Regions from separate parts of the Mus musculus genome. Here region 1 is linked to region 2. A link is a contact called in ENCODE Hi-C or POLR2A ChIA-PET data. All regions are on one chromosome and are shown on one strand. Each heading gives the region's core, a stretch centred on a gene start or an enhancer-like site at or near the end of the contact. The rest is flanking DNA. Distances are from core to core; before and after follow the strand shown.

Region 1 (2,747 bases), core at 125-2,624, 90 kb after region 2:
TGATCAGTGCCACACACTACTGAACACTTAATTGTTTCCTGTGTTAATCTTGTCCCCAGACATTGTGAGATTCTTGAGAGCAGGAGCCTCTGTTTCATGTGAAGCAACTCCATAAATATTTACCAGGCTGATTGATTAAGAAAGCAATCTCGTGGCTGCAAAACCCCACCTGTTCTCTCCCAAGATGGAAACCAGAATTTTGGAACTGCTGAGGCTTCGGGGTCTGGGAAGCAGAGCCAGGCAAAGAATAGAGTGCACTGTCCTTTTGCAATATGGGATTGCCTGCCTGCTGGCTGCTCTCCTGCTCTCTCAGATGGGTGGCTGGGGCTACTTCAGCAGGACGAGGAATAATCATGTCCAGGTGGCTGCCCTTCCACAACAGAAAGGGACAGACAACGCGGCGATGAAATTGTTATTGTTTTCTACAGAGTGTGCAAAGTGTGCAAAGGGAGGGAGGCTGTGCAGAACGAGGAAGCAAACGCTAGACAGCTGACCCATTTGGTTCTATGTATGCCCGTGGAGGGGACCTTCTAAAAGGGTTTATGCAGCAAGCACCCCCATATTTGAAACCTTGTCCAAAATCCTAATCAAATTCACTTCCAAAGCACAACCGGGCATACATTTAGTTCCTAAAGGAGTTCTCGGTGGAAACGGTCCATGCTTTTTCTTTCTCCGTGGAAAAGGACTGGGTCCAGACTGCTCTTATCCTCTTTCCCCTGGTGCTCAAATAAATAGTGTTCTCTGCTTAGACCTCCCTTTCCCTCCTTCTTCTGCAATCTCAGCGCCTAGCCCAAATCTGTTTTCTTCATTGTAACCTCAGCTTCACCGCAATTAATTTTTTCCCCCTCTGGTCACAAGATAATTCCTGACGCCAGTGAGTCTGGAGGTCAGACGAGCAGCAAATTGGGGAACAAGGCGGCACTAATTCCTTACAAGTTTCCCTTGAAAATTCTTGAGAGAGAGAGGAGAGAGAGATCTTTAGTTGTTCAAGGGATTTATGACCTCAGAGCTGTGGGTTCGAACCAGTATTGGGGGGAGGGGACCTCAGAGAACTTGGGCGCCTCCAGAAAAGGCATATTCTTAAAAGTTAATGGTTTTAAGTGATTTTTTTTTTTTTTTCAAATCTGTGCTGGCTCAAGAGCCCCGCCTCTCCTCGGTATCAGCGCTTCCTCATTCCTCGCATCCGAGGCTCCGCTGTCCTCGGCGTCAGACCAGCCTAAGGAAGCCTGTTAGCAATTTAAACCCACTGTGAACGCCCAGGACCGGGGAGGCGGTGCCCAGGGCGGGCGGGGGTGGACCCTTGGCGGTCTGTTTTGAATAAGGGGGTGTGTCCTAGAGAGGACTCTATAAGAGTCGGCCGCTGCAGGCGTGCGCGCACTGTTTGCTGCTTTAGGTGTCTCTTTTCCTCCCTCTCTATCTCTACTCTCCAACATGAAGGCGCTGAGCCCGGTGCGCGGCTGCTACGAGGCGGTGTGCTGCCTGTCGGAACGTAGCCTGGCCATTGCGCGAGGCCGCGGTAAGAGCCCGTCGACCGAGGAGCCTCTTAGCCTCTTGGACGACATGAACCACTGCTACTCGCGCCTGCGGGAACTGGTGCCGGGAGTCCCGCGAGGCACTCAGCTTAGCCAGGTGGAAATCCTGCAGCGTGTCATAGACTACATCCTCGACCTTCAGGTGGTCCTGGCAGAGCCGGCGCCTGGACCCCCGGACGGTCCGCATCTCCCGATCCAGGTGCGAGAGGGAGCCAGACCAGGCTGCTCTGAGCGTGCGGGCAGGGATGCTGCGGGTCTTCCCTATCGCGTCCCCGAGTCCCTTGGCTAACTCGTCTCCTAACCTTCTTTCACAGACAGCTGAGCTCACTCCGGAACTTGTGATCTCCAAGGACAAGAGGAGCTTTTGCCACTGACCCGGTCGTCCTGGCACCTCCCGGTAAGCTTTCTCCTGGCGCGGGCGAGGAGGGAGGCTTGCATGGGAAATCCTGCCTTTGACAGAACATTGTAAGGCTTAGGGTTCAGTCGGTTTAGGGAAAAAGCCAAGCCACTGAAAGGCAAAAGCCTTATCTATAATCAGTTAGAATAAACGACAGAACCTATGTCAATATCACGTGCATTCCTTAGACACGCTGTCCCTTCTCATCCCGGGTGGCCAGAGCCCAGGGCAAGTGGGCGCGCGGGTCGCACCAAATGAGCCTTGGAGTAAAGGAAGCCCTCCCCCCTTTCCACTAGTGTTATTTCTAAGCGGGAGGGGGAGTGGTGACTCCGCCTGTGGTCCTTTGGCGCCAACTGGGTGGAGGCAGTGTGGGGAGCGGAGTTATCAGCTGGAGGTAGAGACCGAGTTTCCTCCCTGGCGCCGGCCAGTCTGCGGCATCCTCCGCCTGGGCGCGCTCGGCGGAAACTGACGGCTCCCTCGCTCTTCTCTCCTCCCCCGCCCAGAACGCAGGTGCTGGCGCCCGTTCCGCTTGGGACCCTGGGACTCTGGGACCCTCTCTCCAGCCGGAAGCCTGAGGGCATGGATGAGCTTCGATCTTAACCCAGCCCTCTTCACTTACCCTGAACTCAACGCCTCGAGGCTGGACCTGGAGCCCGAGAGAAGGACTGAACTTGGGTGGCCTGAAGAGCTAGCACACGCTGGTCAGCAGCTGGGCAACGTCACTCTGTCCCCACCCTGACTCAAGTCTAAAAGACTGGCTTTTCCGAGAATGGGGTGTCGAGAGGGTGTGGGGGGATGCGAGTGGCTGCCCTGCGCAC
Region 2 (2,700 bases), core at 115-2,614:
TAATTGGGAGACTAAAACTGACAAAAGCCAGTGTTTTCAAAATGCTGACTGTGGTCCTAAGAAACAGTATCCAAACCCAATCACAGACCACCCACAACCACACTAGCAACAGACTCCATGTTTCTAGCAAGGTAACTCCTGTCATGTGGCCAAACAAGGGAATCACAATTCATTTTAAGTGAGTTGAGGCAGAGCCAGAAGTTAAGAAGCACTGGTGGGGGGGTGTTGGAAAGATGGCTCAGAGGTTTAACAGGTTCTGAGGACCTACACGGTTGTTCACAACCAACAGAAACGGGATCTGATTCCCTCTTCTGTCATGTGGGCATGCATGCAAACAGAGTACCCATGCACACACACACAAATACAAATAAAAGCATGGATAGGACCTCATGCCAACAGTGTACGGTATTAACCCTGTTCTTAGCTGTCAACCAGGCCCACGACAGCTCACGTTATAAGTCCATTTGCACCCGTGCTCCGGTCAGATGAAGCAAGCTTTCCAGATCCACTCCTCTCTGGTCAGCCCACCGCCACTCACCTTTGGAGAACACCGGGGTCTGGCCTGTGAGCTGCTCCAACACCTTGGCTGCCCGGGTCAGTCTGTCTCCGCTCTCCCCGACGCAGATATTGAGGCAGAGCTTGCGGATGCGCAGTTCCCGCATGGGGTTCTCCTTTTCCCCTTGATCTTGCTGCGAAGAGGGACACAGCCATCAACACCCTCCCGCCCCGTCAGAGACGAGAAACAGCCAAGGTCTTCTCCGCTCTGACTTCTATCGTCCCGGATCCCGCCTAAGCCCTCGGGACCACCAAGGTCTCCGCGTTTGGAAGAGAACGAACACAGAGAGAGAGCCTGAATCCCAAGCGGATCCACGAGTAGGGAACAGACACTAGAGATCGTAGAAAGTATACAATGTAACCCTAATCAAAACTACAGGAAGTACCGGCCTCTGCGCCATGCCGTCCCCCTTCCCAAGCTAGCACGGGTCCTGCGAGTAGGACTCGCAGAAACTCCCCAGCACCACACAAGCTGCAAGTGTCCCCTTGGCCCCGCCGTGGACCTCCGCACGTCGCGCTCGCACTTCCGGCAGCCCCCAGACACTGCGTCTGGGCCCTCGGGGCTGCAGACCTGAGCCCCATTCTTAGGATGGGCGGCGATGCGGCGGGGGTGCCCCACGGCCGCCCAGTCCCGCCGGGCTTAATGCCAACAGCCTCGCGGGCTCCGTCCTCCTCCGGCCACCCGCGAGACAGCCGCCCTGGGCTCCGCCGACTGCGGATGGAGACGGATGAAAGCGAGGCAAAGCCAACTCTCGCCTACTCACCGCCATGGTGGAGAACAGGAAGAGAGAGGGAGACTTCCGGCCCCGTGGCCTTATGGGTCAGGAGGCGGGCTTTTCTTCTAGGCAGACAAACGAGGGGAGAGGGGGAAAGAGAGGCATAGCTGTCGTGGCGCTGCCACCTCTAGTGGACTGTCCTCGAAACTGCAGTCATCTTGGGCAAAAGACTAGGTCGTGGGTTGTCCGATGCTGGTATGTTCTTGAGTCCATGACTCCAAGAACAGTCTCAGAACCTGGTGGTTCTTGAGTGATGTCACTGCCCAAAGTCCATTAAATCAGTTGAGCAAAGGGCTAGAGAGAAGGCTTTACAGTTAAGAACAAAATTCCCGGCATGAACACGGTATTTCAAAACTGGTTGTGCCTCCAGTTCCAGGGAGACAGATCCCTCTTCTGGCATCTACAGGCATCAGGCCATGTGTGCATACAGGCAAAACACCCATATAAATAAAATAATTTTTATAAATAAATAAGCTGAGACGCCAGGCAGTGGTGGCGCACGCCTTCAATCCCAGCACTTGGGAGGCAGAGGCAGGTGGATTTCTGAATTCTGGTCTACAGAGTGAGTTCCAGGACAGCCAAGGTTAGACTGAGAAACCCTGTCTCGAAAAACAAAAACAAAAACAAAAACAAAAAAATCAGCTGAGGCTGGAGAGACAGCGCAGTAGTTAAGAGCACTTGACAGCTCTTCCCAAGGTCCTGAGTTCAATTATCAACAACCACATGGTAGCTCACAGACATCTGTAATGGGATCTGATGCCCTCTTCTGGTATGCAGGTGTACATGCAGATAGAGTACTCATACATAAAATAAGTGCGAAGATAAAAAGAAACCATACAGATTCTAGACCCTTTACTTTGTAACTATGTTAACAAGTATACAAATCAGAGTAGTGGCTTAAATCAGCTGTTCCAGTCTGATGCCCTTGTCTTCCTTCTGAGGACCCCAGGCACACACTTACAAGGACATATGTGCAGGAAAAACTTAAATACAGATAAACTAATAAATAAAAAGTAAATTTTGAAAATAAGAGTCCTGAGCTGTGAATACAGGCAGGTGTGGGTTTGATCCAACTAGCTAGTTACTAATTAAAATTACTTCTGTCTGTTTTCCCCTTGTGTAAAACAGCTACTTCTGTGTCATGGGTTACTGTGTAATTCAGTGAAGTATGTAAGTTGTTACTTTTATAATTAAGTCAAGCCTACAACATCCAAGCAACACCCACCTTCCAAAAGAAGTATTAGACATGGTAGCTAAAAAGAAAAAGGACATCAGAGGTGAGAGAGAGAGAGAGAGAGAGAGAGAGAGAGAGAGAGAGATCTGACAATGGCTTACAGATGCTTCTGAGAAGAGATCATCAGTTACAGAC

The links. Hi-C counts contacts between places; a loop is a spot of excess contacts on that map. ChIA-PET counts read pairs that join two places held with the same protein, here RNA polymerase II (POLR2A).
Region 1: POLR2A ChIA-PET joins it to region 2 with 99 read pairs in Patski. The contact joins the promoter of Id3 here to the promoter of Rpl11 in region 2. A Hi-C loop is called at or near these places in 8 of 37 maps with a recorded cell type or tissue (ES-E14, gastrocnemius and mouse trophoblast stem cell). POLR2A ChIA-PET finds 5 or more read pairs at or near these places in 5 of 5 experiments (Patski and embryonic stem cell).

Annotation. Positions count from the first base shown.
Region 1 is chr4:136,142,448-136,145,194 of GRCm38, forward strand. It overlaps Id3 (inhibitor of DNA binding 3), which reads left to right and starts at 1,375. Exons shown (of 3, transcript NM_008321.2): 1 at 1,375-1,731; 2 at 1,847-1,929; 3 at 2,433-2,747. The coding sequence starts at 1,432. The coding sequence ends at 1,906.
Region 2 is chr4:136,052,029-136,054,728 of GRCm38, forward strand. Rpl11 (ribosomal protein L11) reads right to left here and starts at 1,365. Exons shown (of 6, transcript NM_025919.3): 1 at 1,320-1,365; 2 at 539-689. The coding sequence starts at 1,325.